6 separate regions of the Homo sapiens genome follow, and all the other regions are linked to region 4. The links are chromatin contacts, found by Hi-C in ENCODE. All regions are on one chromosome and are shown on one strand. Each heading gives the region's core, a stretch centred on a gene start or an enhancer-like site at or near the end of the contact. The rest is flanking DNA. Distances are from core to core; before and after follow the strand shown. Region 1 holds the start of ZNF230 (zinc finger protein 230). Region 2 holds the start of ZNF274 (zinc finger protein 274). Region 3 holds the start of ZNF549 (zinc finger protein 549). Region 4 holds the start of ZNF350 (zinc finger protein 350). Region 5 holds the start of ZNF749 (zinc finger protein 749). Region 6 holds the start of ZNF772 (zinc finger protein 772).

What was found. Hi-C counts contacts between places; a loop is a spot of excess contacts on that map. Pooled maps may share reads with other maps.
Region 1: a loop to region 4 is called in a pooled map, with 3 times the contacts of the local background. The contact joins the promoter of ZNF230 here to the promoter of ZNF350 in region 4. A Hi-C loop is called at or near these places in 2 of 50 pooled maps.
Region 2: a pooled map shows a loop between it and region 4 (10-fold over the local background). The contact joins the promoter of ZNF274 here to the promoter of ZNF350 in region 4. A Hi-C loop is called at or near these places in 5 of 50 pooled maps.
Region 3: a loop to region 4 is called in a pooled map, with 9 times the contacts of the local background. The contact joins the promoter of ZNF549 here to the promoter of ZNF350 in region 4. A Hi-C loop is called at or near these places in 2 of 50 pooled maps.
Region 5: a pooled map shows a loop between it and region 4 (13-fold over the local background). The contact joins the promoter of ZNF749 here to the promoter of ZNF350 in region 4. A Hi-C loop is called at or near these places in 2 of 50 pooled maps.
Region 6: a loop to region 4 is called in a pooled map, with 6 times the contacts of the local background. The contact joins the promoter of ZNF772 here to the promoter of ZNF350 in region 4. A Hi-C loop is called at or near these places in 2 of 50 pooled maps.

Annotation. Positions count from the first base shown.
Region 1 is chr19:44,001,454-44,004,449 of GRCh38, forward strand. ZNF230 (zinc finger protein 230) reads left to right here and starts at 1,504. Exons shown (of 5, transcript NM_006300.4): 1 at 1,504-1,654. ZNF230-DT (ZNF230 divergent transcript) reads right to left here and starts at 1,417. Exons shown (of 3, transcript NR_110727.1): 1 at 812-1,417. RefSeq lists an enhancer at 1,267-1,776.
Region 2 is chr19:58,181,238-58,184,420 of GRCh38, forward strand. ZNF274 (zinc finger protein 274) reads left to right here and starts at 1,824. Exons shown (of 8, transcript NM_133502.3): 1 at 1,824-2,205; 2 at 2,684-2,761. The coding sequence starts at 2,729. RefSeq lists enhancers at 1,435-2,148, 1,817-2,236, 2,149-2,860, 2,487-2,676.
Region 3 is chr19:57,525,497-57,528,724 of GRCh38, forward strand. It overlaps ZNF549 (zinc finger protein 549), which reads left to right and starts at 1,860. Exons shown (of 4, transcript NM_001199295.2): 1 at 1,860-2,110. The coding sequence starts at 2,078.
Region 4 is chr19:51,985,111-51,988,279 of GRCh38, forward strand. It overlaps ZNF350 (zinc finger protein 350), which reads right to left and starts at 1,730. Exons shown (of 5, transcript NM_021632.4): 1 at 1,660-1,730. RefSeq lists enhancers at 1,195-2,070, 1,657-1,896.
Region 5 is chr19:57,434,005-57,436,977 of GRCh38, forward strand. ZNF749 (zinc finger protein 749) reads left to right here and starts at 1,321. Exons shown (of 3, transcript NM_001023561.4): 1 at 1,321-1,589. The coding sequence starts at 1,575. RefSeq lists enhancers at 906-1,205, 1,836-1,885.
Region 6 is chr19:57,476,240-57,479,418 of GRCh38, forward strand. ZNF772 (zinc finger protein 772) reads right to left here and starts at 1,327. Exons shown (of 4, transcript NM_001144068.2): 1 at 1,038-1,327; 2 at 395-433. The coding sequence starts at 1,070. RefSeq lists enhancers at 528-1,051, 642-1,841.

The sequences.
Region 1 (2,996 bases), core at 254-2,753, 8.0 Mb before region 4:
AGAGCGGATGTTTGGCATCAAAAGTTTGGCACAGTCACCTTATTTTTGTGTCTAAACAAAATTTTGAAAAGTTTTTAGTTTAGAAAAATAGGTAAACAGTAGACTCCATTTTTTTTAAAAAGAAGAATATTGGTTTATAGGCCAATGTATGTTTATAGGGAGAAAAAAAGTTACCTTCAAAAGAGCAGGTTTTTAGATGAATTGTTTCCTAATTTAGCTTTATACTGTTATTATTTTTTAACCAATGCCAGTTTTTAAATTGCTAACTATAATAAAGAAATTATGTTTCACCAAGAAATAAGAAGAAACTTAAAAAAAAAAATCTTTAATTATTGAGGTATCTGTTGCCTAGGCTGGAGGGCAGTGGTGGCATCATAGCTCACTGCAGCCTCAATCAAACTCCTGGGCTTCAGCAATCCTCCCACCTCAGCCTCCTGAGTACTTGGAACTTGTAGTCCCAAGATCAGGCCACCATGCCTGGCCAGTTAAAAAAAAATTTTTATAGAGACGAAGTCTCCCTGTATTTCCCTGTCTGGTCTCCAATTCCTGAGCTCAAGGGAACGTCCTGCCCTGGCCTCCCAAAGGGTTGGCATTACAGGTTTGAGCCACTGCGCTTGGCCAGGAAGAAAACTCTTTATAAGACATGCTCCTTCACCTATAGAATCCTCCCGTTTTACTGCATTTACAATCTCAATGTAAGATTGATACCAATGCCTAGCTCTTCATCAGTCATTATTGCTCTGAGGTACTGAGCAATTCACTACATTCGCTGAAATTTGATGTTTCTACATCTAAGGAGAAATATGAATACCATGAAAAGTTTATGGGAAGATAGCTATTCCATGACGACACCGCTTCTCCACTAGTAGCTGTGATCTTAAATGGGGGTGGCTTTTCCTGCCAAACCAGTGGTCCCACAGCTTCTGGAGTAGGGGCTGGTGTCTTCCTGCTCCTCATTGCCCCTGCCAAACCATTCCACCTGGCTCATCCTTTAAACCGTTAGTTTTAACCTCCCATCGTCAGATTATCCTAATCCTTGAAGATTTTATCTCCTCGTTTGTTCTCTTCCCAATAACACTCCTGTCATCGTGGGAGGCGTTTAGACTTCAGGAATTCCTGTCTATACACTATTTTCGCTCAAAGACTCAGGAAGAGAGACGGACGACTCACAGGGTCACAGTCCACATTCCCCACCAGGCGCTCAGAGATATGGAATACGTTCCCGGTGGGCACTGCGGTGTGTGTAGTCAAGGACCACCGCGGAGTCCAACGCTTCCCGCTGAAGAGTGAGATTATAGACATTTTCCTTTGGCATTGGAGGAAGCGGAGTCCAGACACACTCTGAGTCGCGGGCAAGTTGGCTCAGGCGGGTGGACGAGTGAATTCTGGGAACTGTAGTCCATCAACTTCATGGAATGGCGGACCCTTTGGCTCAAGCAGTTGAACCGGGGAATTCTGGGAAGTGGAGTCCAGACGCTCTGTGGAGACGCGAGCACTTCCGGTGTGTGAGCCTGCGGTTGCTACATAACCGCGTAGTTTGAGCCATTTCTGCGTCTGGCGGGTCCTTCTGAACTTGTCACCTTCGCTTGGGGTCGCAACGACCCGATGATCGATGATCCAAGCAAGGGAAAAGAAGCCTTGGCGGAGAGCGGAGGTTTGGTGGGGGCGGGGAATGGGGTTTTTTTCCCGTCCACGGAAGCTTTCTGGGATGGGGGTGCTGTGCTCGCATCCCGGGGGTTGGAATTGGCGGGGTCCTCTGTGCCCTGCTGTGAGCGTTTCCAGGACTTTGACCTCGCTCAGCCTGCCTCTCTCCACCCTACCTGTGCGACCGCTTTCTCGCAGTGTGACGTGGAGTGTTACTCAATGTCCTTATACTTTCCATTGCTGTTTTTGGTAATGGGGACATTAGAACCATCCTAGTAGAATCGTTTTTGGGAACTGAAAGAGATAACGCAAATGAGAACCTTAAAGCAGTCCCTGTCACTTGGTGACTGGTGGTCTCTTGTTAACTTCCCGAAGAGGTCAGGTCCCCGGGTGGAGTCATAGCTTCAGCTGCAGGGGCCCTGGTCCTTCTCCCTAATCCCTGCAGGACGCTGGATGATCCCGGGAGGCCTTCTGACCTCTTTTTAGGAAAGCGAGTTGCGTCCGCTTCCACGAAGGGCGGGGAGCATTTAACTTTTATGGGGGACCGCGATGCAGTCAGGGTATTTCACAACTTTCGCCTTCCCCAGCCTGACCTTTCTAAAAGAGCTGCAGGGAGGGGACTTCTTGGCTACTGAGGGCAAATCTCTATGTGATTGGTCCTTGGCTTTTTTCCTTTATAGAGATGTTCACCCAACCGAGAGTGTGTCCTCGGGAATGGGTGTTGATAATCATTAAGCCGTAATTGGTAACTTCATTCTAAGTGCTTTATACAAATAAATTTAGGCCACACTGTGGCTCTGTGAAGTATTGCTTTTCTTTGTTTTAAAAATGAGAGTGAGACACAGGGTGCATAGCAGCCAACTAGTGAGAGGTAGAGCTGGGGTTGGCACCTAGGCAGTCCAGGTCAGAGCCTGAGTTGATCACCTCTTGGATACATTCTCATTGAGGCAGAGGAACTAGCTGGACTCGTAGGGAAAGCAAGTTAGGACCTGATTGAAAGGACGTTGAGAGCAAGGCTCGTGGGCTTGGACGTCTAGGAATTTTTAAAAATTTCTCAACTATTTTGTTTCATGTTTTCCAAGTATTTCGTACTGTTGTGGAACTGTATCATTGTGGAAAAGTCTGAAATAGGAGAAATGAGAGTAGAAAAAGTTTTTTAATTACCCATGTATCCAAGATGTAAAGGTAGTAACTGTTAAGCTTCTAATTGATTTCTTTTGTCTTTCTTTGTGTCTACTTCTATATTTGTTGATAAACATTTTTTTAAAAATTGTTATATTTTAATGTGTTTTCCCATATGTCTTTTAACTATAGAAAATTTTAAATATTGCTAATAGAGACTAAACTAGTGA
Region 2 (3,183 bases), core at 574-3,073, 6.2 Mb after region 4:
CCTATAATCTCAGCACTTTGGGAGGCTGAGGTGGGCAGACTGCCTGAGGTCAGGAGTTCGAGACCAGGCTGGCTAACATGGAGAAACCCCGTCTCTACTACAAATACAAAAATTAGCCAGGCATGGTGGCACACACCTGTAGTCCAAGCTACTTGGGCAGCTGAGGCAGGAAAATCGCTTGAACCCAGGAAGCAGAGGTTGCAGTGAGCCGAGATTGTGCCACCTCACTCCAGCCTGGGCGACAGAGCAAGACTCTGTCTCCAAAAAAAAAAAAGCCAGGTGTGGTGGTGTGCACCTGTCCCAGCTATTTGAGAGGCTAAGGTGGGCGGATCACTTGGGCCCAGGAGGTGGAGGCTGCAGTAAGCTGTGATCGCACCAATGCATTCCAGTCGGGGTGACAGAGCAAGACCCTGTCTCAAGAAAAAAAAAAAGAAAGAAAAAAAAGAATTTCCAAGGGGGTTTGCTTCCTTGTGATTATGAAGGGCTAGACGTATCCTATTCAAATCCAGAACAAAACAAGACTATTAGTAAACATGACTACTTAACATAGCTCTGTCATACTAGCTAGGACTATACAATGTTAATTTTTTAAAGTTGAAATATGGAAAAAGAAGATATCAAATTACTTATTAATTGGGGATGGTGTTGTATCTATAATAGACACGAAAAATCCAATGAAATATTATTAGACTATAAGATATCTGCACAGTCTCTGAGTAAATACTCCTATGCCAAAATCAACACACTAACAGCAACAATTAAACAATGTGTAGCCTGAGGTTGGATCCTCCACAGTGACCAAAAAAACCAACAACCCGTGGAACAAGTTTAGCAGGCAGTGTACACGACCACCAGAGGGAGGCAGAGGGCTGCTGAGACCTGCCAGGAAATATCAAGAAAGAGGACACAGGGTCCTGAGCACTGAGAGAGATCATTAGGGCCCTCAGGTCCCAAGAAGACAAGACCATACTGGGACCTGGGACCTAAGGAAGATAAGAAAACACCAGATGTCGGTCCTTGAGGAAGCCAAGAGAATACCTCCTTGTCCTGAGCTCCCAAGGAAGATGAGAGCACCCTGGGCCCAAGGATGGGTGGCACACACCAGGTCCTGGACAGCTACAGACTTAGGTTTCCTCTCCCTAGACATGAGCACCTCAGCTTCCAGGAGCAAACTGGACCACAGGGGGACACTAGGCAGAGGATCCTGCTCCTCCTCCCCAATGCCTGGGGTACAGTTAGCCCTGATCATCTCTCCAGAACTAGGGTAGACGTTTGGCCTCATTCCCATCACACTTGTGGTCCACCTAGTCTTCCCTCCTTCCCCTTGCACACCCCTGACCTTCCTACTCCCTTCCTCTAATCCCCAGAACTAGGGTGGACGTTTGGCCACGTTCCCATCACACTTCCGGTCCTCCGAGTTTCCCTCCCCTCCCTGACCTTGAGTGGACACTTGGCCCTGTCCACCCTCACTTTCAGGCAGGACCCATCTCCCAGAAACATAAGTGCCGTCAGTCCCAACTCCTGCACACTTCCGGCTCTCCCAGTCCTCCCCTTCTTTCTCGACTTTGAAACTGGTGGAACTTCAGTACCTCTCCCCACTCCCCCCGCGACTTCCGTCTTCCAGTCCCCCTCCTTCCCCAAAAGTTGCGTGGACTCTAGCCCCGCCTCCTACATTCTCCCCGCCCTCCCTGTCCCCGCCCCTCCACCCAGATGGACGGCCAGTTAGGCCCGCCCCCTGCACTTCCGGCCCTACCCGCCCTTCCTCTTCCCAAGGGACGTCATAATTAATCCCGCCCCCACCGCCACCCAACCAAGCATCACCCATTCCAGCACTTCCGGCCTGACCCCTGTCCAGCGCCTTTCCTTTCTCCAGCTTCTGCTCTGCCCCAAGAGTGGTCGCCTTCGTGGCAGGGCACGACTCTCTCCCAGCTCGGGTCGCCGCCCACATTAGTGTGGGGCCCTGCGGCCTAGCGTCCCTCACCAGAGGCCTCCCCTTGCCTAGCTGGACCGCCGAGGGACATCGACGAGTATCCTCCTCCTGCTGTCCCCGGCTTCGCCTGCCGCCCCTAACCGGCCAGTCAAGATGGCCGCCGCTGGGTGAGGCAAGCTGGCGCGCCGCGGGGGCGTCTGGGAGTTGTAGTTCGGGACGGCGGGCTGACGCACTTCGCCGCCGGCCGACGGGCGCCATTGTGCGGCGCGCGCCGGGTGAGTGCCGCGCGAAACCTGCGTCCGTCGGGGGCTGCGCTGGGCGGGTCCAGAACCGTTAGTTGGGGGCGAGCGCGGCCTCTGCATTTTCCGCCGAGCTCGGGTACCCTGAGCCGGCCGTGCCTGCAGTCCTCCCGCCGCTCTGTGGGATGGGGTCGGTGACCCGGAACCCCGAGGGGAGACAGTGCTTTCGGGGCGCCGCGGTGGAGAGAACAGATCGCCTCCGGAAGCGTGGGGTCTGGGCCAGGGAGGCGATCCCCTCCGATGCGCGGGACAGAGGAGGCTCGGTGTCCTCTCGGGGAGGGGAAAACTGGTCCTATCCAGTCCTGTGGGAGTCCTATGACTCACTCTGGGCGTTTTCCAGTTTGGGTGGACTTGTCATTTCCCGCTGAGGGAGCCGTTCCTGGGCGGAGGCTGCGGTAGCTCCCCAGCGGACACCTTAAGCCTCTCCCTCCCCTCCCAACTTCGGTTTCCTCAGGACTCTGCCCACTTCCACCAGAGACACATTGAGAAGGAGGAAACTATGGCCTCCAGGCTTCCGACGGCCTGGTCCTGTGTGAGTAGAGGCTTCCTTCAGCTTTTGAGTCCGCTACTGCACCTGGGAGGATGCGGATGGTGGTGAGATACCACCTTCCCTGAGATACCCCCATCCTCCAGAGCACCTCGGGGAGGGGGTAGAGATTGGTTGGGCATGAGAGATCCTGCGTGATGGTGGAACCGCAGGTTGCTTGGTTTTCCAAGGGTGTAGTTAGAATAGAGACCAGATTGTAGGGGCTTCTGAAGGCCAGGTTAAGGCTCTTGCTTGTATCCTTTATATTGGGAAGAGTAATTGACAGGTCTTTTGTTTGTTTGTTTTTTGTTTTTTGAGATGGAGTCTCCCTCTGTCGCCCAGGCTGGAGTGCAGTGGCGCGATCTTGGCTCACTGCAACCTCCGCCTCCTGGGTTCAAGTGATTCTCCTGCCTCAGCCTCCCCGAGTA
Region 3 (3,228 bases), core at 610-3,109, 5.5 Mb after region 4:
CGAAACTCCATCTCAAAAAAAAAAAATAATAAAAAAATAAAAGGATCAGAAATAAATAATAGTGGAGACAAACGATTGTGATGCCCTACCTTGTTTTAACCTGATTGTCTCTCTCAGCTGAGAGAGCCAAACAGACTCCATTTTTGTTTCTTCACTTGCAGCCCCCTTATCCCCCTCCCTTAAGGACATAACTAGTGCAAGCTGACTCCAAGCACATCCAGGAATGCACTTACTGATAGACACTGAGGCACGCTGTACCAGCAGCTCCTAGGAACGCACTCAGTTAATGGTACCCAAAGCCCCTGCGTTTATCACTTTGTGATAATTAAGCCCCTGCACCTGGAACTGTTTATTTTCCTGTAAATGTTTGTGTAACCATTTATCTTTTAACTTTTTGCCTGTTCTGCTTCTGTAAAAATTGCTTCAGCTAAACTCCCCCTCCCCTATTTAGATCAAGGTATAAAAAGAAATCTAGCCCCTTCTTCGGGGCCAAGAATTTTGAGCTCTAGCTGTCTCTCGGTCGCTGGCAATAAAAGGACTCCAGAATTAGTCTCAGAGTGTGGCATTTCTCTATAACTCGCTCGGTTACAACACTATAGCCAAAGATTACATTCATAAAGATATTTTTACAATATAGGTGTCTTATTTAATATGACTCCAATCTAAATGGTAATTTTTCTAACCTTTCTTAAGTAATTATAAAATGTCAAAATTATAAACAATTAAAAACTAAAGAGAAATGAAGACAATGGATAGCAACAAAAGCTAATTGCTAAATATGGGGGAAAAAAGCCAGGCATGGTGGCTCATGCTTGTAATCCCAGCACTTTAAGGCAGGCGAATCACTTGAGGCCGGTTCTAGACCAGCCTGGCCAACATGGTGAAACCCTGTCTCTACTAAAAATACAAAAATTATCCGGGGGTGGTGGCGCATGCCTGTAGTCCCGGCTACTCGGGAGGCTGAGGCAGGAGAATCGCTTGAACCTGGGAGGTGGAGGTTACAGTGAGCAGAGATTGCACCACTGTACTCCAGTCTGGGCGACAGAGTGAGACTCTGTCAAAAAAAAAAAAGGAAAAAAAGAAAAGAAAAAGAAGATATAATGTTTCTGCAATCTCATTTCAGTTCCACTTATGATAATAGATACATTATGTAATTTAAGTCACTAACACTTGAGGGCAAAAAAACAGAATAAACACAAACGTGTGGGATAAGGGGATGCTGACCCCACTGTTAGTGATCACCTTGGTTGGAGACCCAGGTTTTATCATACAGATGAAGCCTGCAGGTAGCAAGTTTCAGAGAAATAGATTGTAAATGTTTCTTATCAGACTTAAGGTCTATGCTGATGTTATTGCTGTAGGGGTAGAATGAGGCATGTCCAACCCCTTCTTCCATAATGGCCTGAACTAGATTTTCAGGTTAACTCTATAATGCTGAGAGGAGGGGGTCCATTCAGATAGTTGGGAGGCCTTTGAATTTTATTTTTGGTTATAGTTTCTACATTAAAAAAAAGAAAAAAATTAAGGGTCGCGTCAATTCTCAATTGTCAACATTTTTAATGTATTGTATGCAATATATGTCAACTTTTGTGTTGAGAAATGAAGATCAAATCGTATTCTTTTATCCTGTGTATGTAATAGGCTTTGCTGACCCTAGTTTGATGGGTTTTTTCCTTTGTCCTCTCTTTCTTGGATTGAGTCCTCACAGCGCGGCGGACTGCGGCGTGGTAGGAACTACACCACCCAGAATACTGTGCGCCGAGCGTGCCGGGGCCTTAGACCAATCATTGCCCAGGAAAGGGGCACCTCCGTAAGTGCGCAATACGCCAGAATCTTCCGGCGTCTTTCCGGTGGTGGTCGTTTTTGCTGCCTGCGAGCGCGTCCGCGGGCTGGGCGTTTCCGGCTCGCTGGGTCCGGGCCAGGTAACTGGAGCCGGAAACCGGTGGAGGTGGTGTCCGCCCGCAGAGGAGCTTGCCTGGTCTCGGTCTGAGCGTCGCCCAGCGATTTGCCACCGCACGCACGCCGGATCCCGGGCTTTACCGCCCGCCTTTCCAGGCCCCGCCCCGCCTAAAGTCCCATGGCCGAGGCAGCGCTAGTGATTACGCCGCAGGTGAGAGCGGAGTCCTCGGATCCTCACCTGGGTCCTGAGGCCCCGGACTGGGGTCACCTGCGTGGGTCTCTGCAGTTCAGGCCTCTTCTCCAGGACAGCGAGGAGTTCTGGGTGGGGTCCTCAGAGCTGACGGGCGGTGAGGTGAAGAAGGGAGAGCGTTGCGTACCGTGGGGGCTGCACGCGCAGAGCCTGGGAGGTGCGCCGGGGTCGCGAGCATTCGGAAACTTGGGGGCGGACCTGTGTCTGCAGGGAGCAGAGAGAATGAGGAGAAGAAGGCACGGCTGCCATGGCAGCCTGAGCAACCGGGGTTTTTAATTCTGAGTCTTTGGGAGCCATGGAGGGTTGTGAACTAAAGGAGAACACGATCTGAGTGAGGGTCTGAAAAAATATTTCAAAGGCAATGAGTGGAGAAAACAGACTGTTACGGAGTGATGGGGGTGGACGCAGGGATACTGGTGAGGAGACTGCTGTAGTAGGCTCCAGGAGGATTATGGTGGATTCTGGACCAGACGGGTTGCTGAAGGGACCTAAGTAATAAGAATCTTGGTAGATCTTAAAGGTAAAGCCAGCAGGATTTTCTGCTCCATCATTTGTGCCTATGAGCAAAAGTGGGAGTGAAGTATGATCCCAAGTTTTTCTTTTACCTGAACATCTGGAAGAGTTGACAAAGAAATCTGGTGAGGGAGCAGGTTTCAGGGAAATAGTAGGAGTTGAATTTTGGACGTGGTGTTTCTAAATTGCCACAGAGTGAAGTTGTTACATGGGCAGTTGGAATCATAAGTAGAAAATTCATGGGAGGGGACTGACTCAGTGATGTGTAAATGGAGACAGGCTGGGGCGTAGACTCAAGCCAAGCCTTAAATTTAGACGGGAAATCTTAAGGTTTTACTTTGAGATGAAGAGAGGGAGGGCTGAGGCTGGAGGCTGGGAAAGTGTGGGTCGGCCTTGGCGAAGCTGCCTGCAGATAGGAGGGCCATGGGGTTCCGGGGGTACTTCCAAAGGGAATGTGTAAGGAATACACACTGCATAGGATGGATTTGAGGGTGGGACACTGTGTAGAGTCACCATTCAGAAGACTTGGCGAACTGTTCACTCTATGTGGAGCCAGAGAAAGGTCA
Region 4 (3,169 bases), core at 480-2,979:
TATACATATATTGCCTCCATGATAATTAAATTGTACATTTAAAATATATAAATGTAGAAAAATTAACAAAGTAAAGGAAGAGATCAACCATACCAAACAGTTTACCTCCAGGAAAGGTGTTAACTCCAGACAACACAACGGGTGAATTTTACAGGTGGGTAATAAAACAAGAACGTCCACTAACACCCTATTTTCCTACTTTATACTGGAAAGTTGAGCCAATGCATTAAGATAAGAATGAATTATAAGCATTACAAAGTAAGACAGAAAATTAATGTTATTTTCAGGCGATATCATCACGAACATGGAAAAAGAGATTCAAGAAATTACATATTTAAAAAAGAAAATGCTCCCTCAGAAACTCCCAGGCAGATTTTCACATACATAGTTGGCTAGAATTGCACCATACGCCTAAGCTCATTTCCATGTCAAACCTATCACTAGCAATGGCAATTGGAACCAGCAAGATTGGCTAAGACCAACAAGGCCTTACTAAGAAACTGGGATTTGGGTCGCCTTGCCACAGGGATGAATACTTCACGAAATGGAGATTCTGTTAAGAAAGTGTGAATATAAGGCGGGCAAGCAACACTCACTATATATTAAGAAGTGAAGGCCGGGCGCGGTGGCTCACGCCTGTAATCCCAGCACTTTGGAAAGCCAAGGTGGGCGGATCACCTGAGGTCAGGAGTTCGAGACCAACCTGCCCAACGTGGTAAAACCCTGTCTCTACTAAAAATACAAAAACTAGCCGGGCGTGGTGGCGTGGGCCTGTAGTCCCAGCTACTCAGGAGGCTGAGGCAGGAGAATCGCTTGAACCCGGGAGGCGGAGATTGCAGTGAGCCGAGATCGCGCCATTGCACTCCAGTCTGGGAGACAAAAGTGAAACTCCGTCTCAAAAAATAAAAAAAATAAATAAAAAATAAAAGAAGTGAATGCAGAGGTTGGCAACATTTTCGATTTTGCCGGCCACGAGGTCTCTGTCACAACAACTCAACCGCTGCCTTTGCAGCCATAGACAATATATAATCGGAGGGTATGACTGAACTTGACCCCCCGATCTGTAAATAGCCACCCCAAGGATCAGAAGAGTAGATATATGGTTTCGAACTAATGCTGGGGGCTGTGTCGCCTTTTGCCCCAGTAACCGAGGTTCGAACCTCAACCCAGGACCCAGGGCTCCAAAGTCTCGAAAGCTTCAGCCCTCACAAGCCTTTGTACCACAGACACTGGCCCCATGCCTCTTACTCATCCGAACCACGGACCAGACACTCTACAGCGATGGACATCCTCCCAGACTCCAACATCACTGAGTTCCAAATTAAATCCTGAACCCGAAGCAGACGCCGCATCGATCCTAATCGCCACCTCCATCCTTTACAAGCAGAGTGATCCATACCTTGACAGTTAGGACACGGCCGTTGATCACTACAGACCCTTAGTCACTGTACTCACACCAAAGGCACGCGGACCACAGACAGGGGGATCACAGACTCCCACCAGGTACCTCCCAAATGCCTATACCCCGGCGCTCCCCAGTCTTCCTGCCAAAAACTATGTGGTCCAGGGTACACCACGTCCTCAGATCTCCCAAACCTTCCACTGAGACAAAACCTGAACTAGGACAAAAAACTTTCAGGGACAAAACCACACACTGACCTCTATTTTCTCCAGATACACAAGAAGGGCCTCAACGTTACACTTCCGTAAACTGCTCCTACTTCTGGAGTCCTCGCACGGGTTTATGGTCCACCTACGGCGGCCGAGGAGAACCTAAAATGTTTAAAAGAGCAAGGACAAGCGCATTTACGGCATTTCCTACTCTGTAAAATGGCCGCGCCCATAGCCGTGGCTCCTGACGGCAGCCATGTTTGAAAATTGGACGCACAGAAGGCAGTGGCAGGTTTTTGAGCCAGGAGCCAGGGAAGAAGAGAAGTCACTGAAATCGCCTCGTTTCCTGGCACTTAAAGTCTTGCGAAAGGGGGCAGATTTTCAGAGACTCAGGCTTTATCAGGCAAATATGGGGCAAGCTAAATTGCCTTTAGCGCTTTTCCATCCACTTTGTTAAATTTAAAAAAAAAGGTTTTGAAAAAGACAAGTAACAGTGCAGCCAGGTGTAGGTATCCCAGAGAATGAATTGGAAATGGAAAAGGTAACAGATCAGGTAGAAAGGGAAAAGGCAACACATCAGGTAGGCAGACACCCACGGGAAAGCGTCTGGCGAAAATTAGCTTGCAGGAAGCGGTTTTTAAGAACAGAAAAATAGCAGGTATTCGGGGGGGCGGGTGGTGAAGAAAGAAAAAAATTATAATTTTTTTTGAGACGGAGTCTTGCTCTGTCGCCAGGCTGGAGTGCAGTGGCGAGATCTGGGCTCACTGCAACCTCTGCCTCCCTGGTTCAAGCGATTCTCCTGCCTTAGCCTCCCAAGTAGCTGGGACTACAGGCACGCGCCACCACGCCCAGCTAATTTTTGTATTTTTAGTAGAGACTGGCTTTCACCATGTTGGCCAAGATGATCTCGACCTCCTGACCTCGTGATCTGCCTGTCTCGGCCTCCCAAAGTGCTGGGATTACAGGTGTGAGCCACCGCGCCTGGCCTCGAAAAAATGATTATTATTTACAAAAAAGAAGAAGAAGAAGGAGGAAGAGGAGGAGGAGAAGGAAGAGAAAAGAGGAGAAAAGAAGAGAAAAGAGGAGAGGAGAGGAGAGAAAAGAGATTTTGAGAATGAATTACGATGTGAGCCTGGCCACGACAGACTAAAGGAATTGGGCCTCCTAGAAAGGCCACTTTTAGTAAAGGTGCCAATGGGAAGAGCAGAGCCAGAATTGAGAGTATAAAAATATTGTTAAGAGTTTTTGACAAAAGTGCCAAGACAATTCAATAAGAATAGTCTTTTCAACAAGCGGCACTGGGATAATTGGATATCCACATCCAGAAAAATGAGTTAGGACCCTCAAACCATACACAAAAGTTAACTCAAAATAGATCATAGATCTAAGTTTAAGAGAAAGTATAAAACTTAGAGAAGGAAAAGGGAGATAATCCTCATGGACGTGAGTTAATTCTGAGAGGAGAGTAAAGGATGACCCACAAAACAAAATAAAATTAATAAAGTGGACTTGATTTTTTTTTAAGTTTGTGCTTCTAAACACAACATTTAAGAAAGTG
Region 5 (2,973 bases), core at 71-2,570, 5.4 Mb after region 4:
CTTTAGCTCAGGAGCTGAGGCCTTATCATAAGGCCTTATAAGACTACCTGGAGGCTTCATCTGCATGATATAACCTTGGTCTTCACAACCCCTTGTCTTTTTTTGTTTTTGAGACGGAGTTTCGCTCTTGTTGCACGGGCTGGAGTACAATGGCGAGATCTCGGCTCACCGTAACCTCCGCCTCCCGGGTTCAAGCGATTCTCCTGCCTCAGCCTCCCGAGTAGCTGGCATTACAGGCATGTGCCACCATGCCCGTCTAATTTTGTATTTTTAGTAGAGATGGGGTTTCTACATGTTGGTCAGGCTGGTCTCGAACTCCCAACCTCAGGTGATCCGCCCACCTCGGCCTCCCAAAGTGCTGGGATTACAGGCGTGAGATACCACGCCCGGCCCACAACCCCTTAACCCAGACAACCATTTCTACTGATTCCAGGTCTTTAGATACAAACTCTTTCAACCAATTGCCAATCGGAAAATCTTTGAACCCACCTGACCTGGAAGCCCCGCCCCTCCCTTCCAGTTGCGCCTTTCCAGAGGAATCCAATGTACATTTTACATGTATTGATTGATGTCTTACGTCTTCCTAAATTGTTAAAACCAAGCTGTAGATGGGCCACCCTGGGCATATGTTCTTAGGATATCTTGGAGCCGTGTCATGGGCCATTAGTCACTCATATTTGTCTCAGAATAAATCTCTTCAACTATTTCACAAAGTTCCACCCTTTTCGTCGACAGAAAGATATTCCTCCTTCAACTCTCCATCACATCCTGTGTGGGTCTTTTCTTTCTTGTCCCAACAGAAGCACACTAACGATCAAAAAAAAGTCTCCAGAGCCTCAGTATGTGTGTACTTGACAAGCACAAAAGAGCTGACCGCTATGAATGGAGGACCAGTTCATTATGGTCAGCCATGTCGCTTCTGATGTTCTTCCTTTCGGGACTTGCTGTGCTTCAGAGAATCTGAAACGACAGGTCTCTGAAATATTTCTCAGACTTGTCCTAGACTGCTCTCCGGGAAAATCTGGTTACTTGCAGTTTAGGAGTCAGCAAAGCCCCTCCACGTCCTTAAGAGCCCCGGAACTGCATTTCTTAACGCTCCTCCAGGAGCCTCCAGCTTTTTTCCGTAAGGTCCGCGCGCCCAGCATTGTGAGGCGAGGCAGGCAGCAGCGTGGGAACTACATTACCCAGAAGACACTGCGGGCGACACAGGCAGCAACGTGAGAACTACATTACCCAGAAGACACTGCGGGGGCAGGGCAGCGAGTGTAGCCATTGGTCTAGCAGAGAGACGACTAATGAGGTCTCAATTGTGTGGGCGGGACTTCTGGCGGCGCCCTCATGGTTGCGTTAGCATGGCTACCTAGGGATCTGTTCACTGATTTAGAGGGTCCCAGAGCTCTGGGTCGGGACTGAGGTGAAAGAGCGGAAAAACGCGAGAAGCGGTGTTCCTTCTACACAGAGGCTAGAGTGCGGATCGGCTGAGTCGGCTGCAGGCGCCCCTGCCTCCGTCAGCGTCCAGGTGACCGCCGTTCCCGCCCCGCTCTTCCCTGGGTGGACTGGAGGAGGCCGCGCCGATGAACCTGACCGAGGTGCGTGCAGCGTCCCAGGCCGCCCCGCCCAACCCCTCCTCCCAGTGCTGAAGTCCCAAGGAGCCGCCCTGCAGGTTAGGCCCTTGTGTCTCTAAGAGAGGGGCGTTCTTGTGTGGGGTGCCCGGGACTGGGACTGCGGTGCGATGAGGCGGGGGAGCTCCCGTCGGAGACCGACACGTCTCTGGGGCTTGGAGGCACTGCAGAACGGGCGGCACTGGGGAGCCCGAGCGTCTTTGTCTCCAAGGAGCAGAGGTTGAGGCGGAGTCTCCCCTGGAAGGGCAGTGGAGCCGCAGAGAGCCATAGAGGGCTGTGCAGGGAGGACGAATGGGAGGGTCACGCCCAGAGTTAGAAGTTTAAAGTTGGGGAAAACAGGATGTTGAACGGGGGCAGGGGGACCGCTGAGGAGACCCCTTGAGTTATGGTAGGGCTGGGCCAGAGGGGTTGCAGTAGAGGGGAGATGTGATGAGACTCTGGATGGATCTCAGAGATAGGGTCAACAGGATTTCCTGCTGCATCAAACATAGCTGTGAGGGAAAGTCGGTAGTGAATGGTGTCTTCCATAGGTTTTGTTTTGGCCTGAAAAATCTGAAAGAATGGAATTAGAGATATCAGCTTAAGGAGCGGGTTTCAGACAGAAGATCCTGGGTTGGATTTTGGGCGACATCACATGGGTAGGTGGACGTAATTTCCAAAGGTGAGGGAAGGTAGCTGGCCTGGAGCTTTAAATGAGTTAGAAGTTGTGCACTTGAGAAGTTGGCCTGTGGATCAGATTGAGAAGGAAGAATCCTACATCGTTTTTTCATATGGGCTGAGGTAGGGGAGGGCTCAGATTTGGAGGAAAGACCATGGTAGGGAGGGCATCTCTGATACTCCCTGCAGAAGGGAGCAGATATGGGCTAAGAGTCTGGTCTGTTTCTGTTGAAAAAGAGGCCTGGATGGATAAGGAGTTGCCCTGGAATACAGAGACTGAGGCATGAGATAATTGTAGTCACTCCACCCTTCTAACTCAGCTGGCCCTGAGGGCCACTCTTTAGGGAACAAGATAAGGCCATGCAGCAACTGGGTCCAAAACTGGGCAGGGCTTTCTCACATCCTCCACCACAGTTAAGGGCCTCCAGCAAGCTCCCTTTACTGCATTATATGGCAGGCTGACCTGTTTGCTGAACGGACCAGTAACTGATTGACTGCTCAGCCCCATCCTACAACTCATTAACTTAGGGATGTAAAAACAGGTAATTGACTTAAACAGTAAGGAACTATATCAATCTTAAATAACCAAGCAAGTCAGAATCTAGTTTAAAGAGAGTTTATTCAAGTTCACATGTTGATGATAGCCATCTGGGACCATAGATTCAAGTTGTCCTGAATATACACTTCAATTACC
Region 6 (3,179 bases), core at 77-2,576, 5.5 Mb after region 4:
AAATGAATATTCTCTTTTAACTCCCAATCTACATAATCATCTTTAAGCCATTTCAGGATGATTCCCGCCCCCTTGCTCTTGGTTCCCACCAGACATGACAGAGACCTGCAATTTCTTGAAAACTCCCTTCTCAGTCTCACCTCTAAGTATTTTGCACAGGCTGGTTCCTGTGCCTGGAACAACCTTCCAACCTTATTCCAATGGTTGGCAGAAATGGAAACCCCTCCATAAAACCCCTGGCCCGGAGTCAGGACCCTGGGCTTGGGGCTTCTCCAGAGTCCTCAGACCCAAGAGATCGGAGAGTAGCAGGAGAGTGTTCTATATAACACCACAATGCTGGAGAGCGTATTGGGTGGGGGTGGGATCGGTGAGAGCATGGACATTCTCCCCTCACCTGTATAGGGTCCACAATTACTTCTGAGTTCATGGGAACCTGTGGGGAAGAGGGAGACTATGCGAGTCAAGCAATCTTGAAGGAACCCCAAAGGCTCAACCCCATCCCATATTCCTACCCAGTTACAATGTGCCTGGGAGCTGAATGTCTACCCTCTGTGCTTCCATCTTCAAGGATACCTCTTAACTGTGTTAGCTCGGAACAGTGCTCATTATCCGCCCCCATGGCCAACAAGAGTCTGCCCTCCATGAGCAGTCTATGGAATACTTTTTAAACCCTCGGATTCTGGCTCTCCTCTGTTCAGAACCTTCCATGGCTCCCATCACCCTCAGAATAGAGACCCAGCTGCTCAGGATGATATTCCAGGTGCAATCACTTATAAAGCGCTCTGATCCTTTCAGACACTAAAGGCCCAGTTTTCCCAAATGCTCCAGCTGTGAACCATCTCTGAGCCTTTGCATACACTGGTCTCTCTGCCTGGAACGTCCTTCAACTCGTGCTGTCAAAATGGGTCCCAAACACGAGCGCCCCCACTGTTCTAGATACAGGGGCCTGAGCTGCAGTAACCCGAGGAATCGTTCATTCGAAGCTTTGGGATTCAGAGATGGGGGTCAGCGCGCAGACTCGCAGACGCAGCACCCACCTGTGCCGGGCCCATCGGCTCAGCCGCCGCCATCAGGCCTGTGGACTACGGAAGGGTGGCGACAAGTGCAGGAACCTGGGATCAGCTGTCCAGGGCCCAGCCCAGCGGCTAGGTCACTCAGGCAGCGCCACTGTCAAGCCTCAGGCCCACCTCTCTTCAGGGAAGAAGACACTCTCTCACGTTTTCCCTTTTCTGTCACCTCAGGTCTGACATTGCGTTCTGGAAACTAAACCAGTGGATTAATGGAAAAGCAAACAAAATGTCCACCCGAGGATGGTAGAGGAAGTCCCGCCCTGACGTTGGTGAGGACCAACGGAAACGCCTATTTCCTGGGTTTTCATTGGCCCAGAGCCGCCAAGTTTCCTGGGTAATGTAGTTCCCACGGCACCAACACTAGTAAGCGGCGTCTCGCTTCACCTCCAGGTTAAAAGCCCAGAGAAGACCGCCAGGGGCGCGTGGAAATGGTGTCCCTCGTCTCCAAGGCCCAGACGGAGCTTAGCTTCCTCTTGAAGGAGCCATATCTGTATTTCTGGTGAACGTCGTGTTTGACATCAAAGGAATGTTTAGAGACATGATTTCAGCCTTCCTTACGCAGAGAATGCTCATCAAAAAATAAAATGGACACACCATACACTGACGTCACTCAGATTTCTATGGCTGGAAGTTAACAAATATTGTTTTCAAATGCGTGTAGCCTGATGCTCCAGAGTTAGTTTGGCGAGCCTCAGCATTTTCTGTCAGGCACAAGAAAGAAAAGACTCCAGACACCATGATGTGGAACGTGGAGTGGGGATGTTTGGTGGCCTTGAAGTAAGTGAATAACCCTTCTGTCTGTTACCTCAGAAAATATTTATCCTGCTTATACAGCAGTGATTGTGTCAAACCCAACAAGTAATACTCTTGTTCAAGATAGTATTTCATACTCCATATACAGAGATGTATTCAATATTTTAAGTGTTTTACAAGTGTCTGAAAAGACAGAATTCATCAAATGTCATATGGCAATGAAAAGGGCAACATGAACACTTTCTGTAAAGAAGAAATAACCACCAAACTAGATGTCTATACACAACAAAATGTCTTTTATGGAAGTGTGATATAAAACTATTTGAAACCAAAAATGATAAATGTAATGGAAATACATTTACACAAAAAATAATGTTTAAAATAATACTCAAGGCCAAAGAAAGTTGATCTCAGGTGAAAAGTCTGCAATGAGAGAAGAAATGAAGATGAAAAGAAGTGCATCTTTTGATTAAAATAACAGCATATTACAGTGTAAAACATAAGTAGATATACTTATTGAGTTAGAATGATGGAATTCCCGTGCGTAACCTCAACTACATATAAATTGAAAGGAGGCTAGTTGCTCAAAGTTTTAAATTTTTTATATTTCCAAGTGGAAAGCAAATGTATTACAATCCTGTATGGCACGCTAATGTGTTAAACGTTTGTAATTTTTAGCCTAAATATAATAAATACAGTCAGCGTATATACTTTTCAAACTAGAAGAGGAAATGTTTGGAATATAAATAAATAATCAATAGAAAGGTAAAATAATAGTAAAATAAGTGGAAGAAGTGAGGCAAAGAAAAGCACAATGTAGGATATATTTAAACTGTCAACCTAAATAACAGAGATTCTTCAAAGATGTTGAGTTCATTCAGGAATGCACAGGGGATTTGCAAATCCAGGACATGCAGGCTATAGGGACTATAGGCATATCCAGAGAGCTTGAAACAAGGAGAAGCTTTCAAAGGCAAAAGGGAAAAGTATATATAATTTGTTTTGAGATAAAAAGAACATTGGTCACAGATGTTTATGGCAGAGGTTAACACCAGTTCATTAGTGGAGACAATCTGTCAGGCAAGTGTTCTACTACATCTAGAGCTGTCCTTGTAACTCCTGTAGCAAGCTGCGGTTTGAGAAGTTCTTGTCAAAACTTCTTTTAACGGGAATATGTGCATTAAGAGCCCTCAGAGACAGTAATAGCTCTTATCTTAAGCATGTGTGTTTGAGTGCCCTCTTTTCTCAGCCTCCTGGCTTTATTTATTTATTTACTTATTTATTTATTTTACACAAGTTACTCATTTTGGTTTTGACAACTTTTGCAAAACCTAAATGACTATGCAATAAATACTC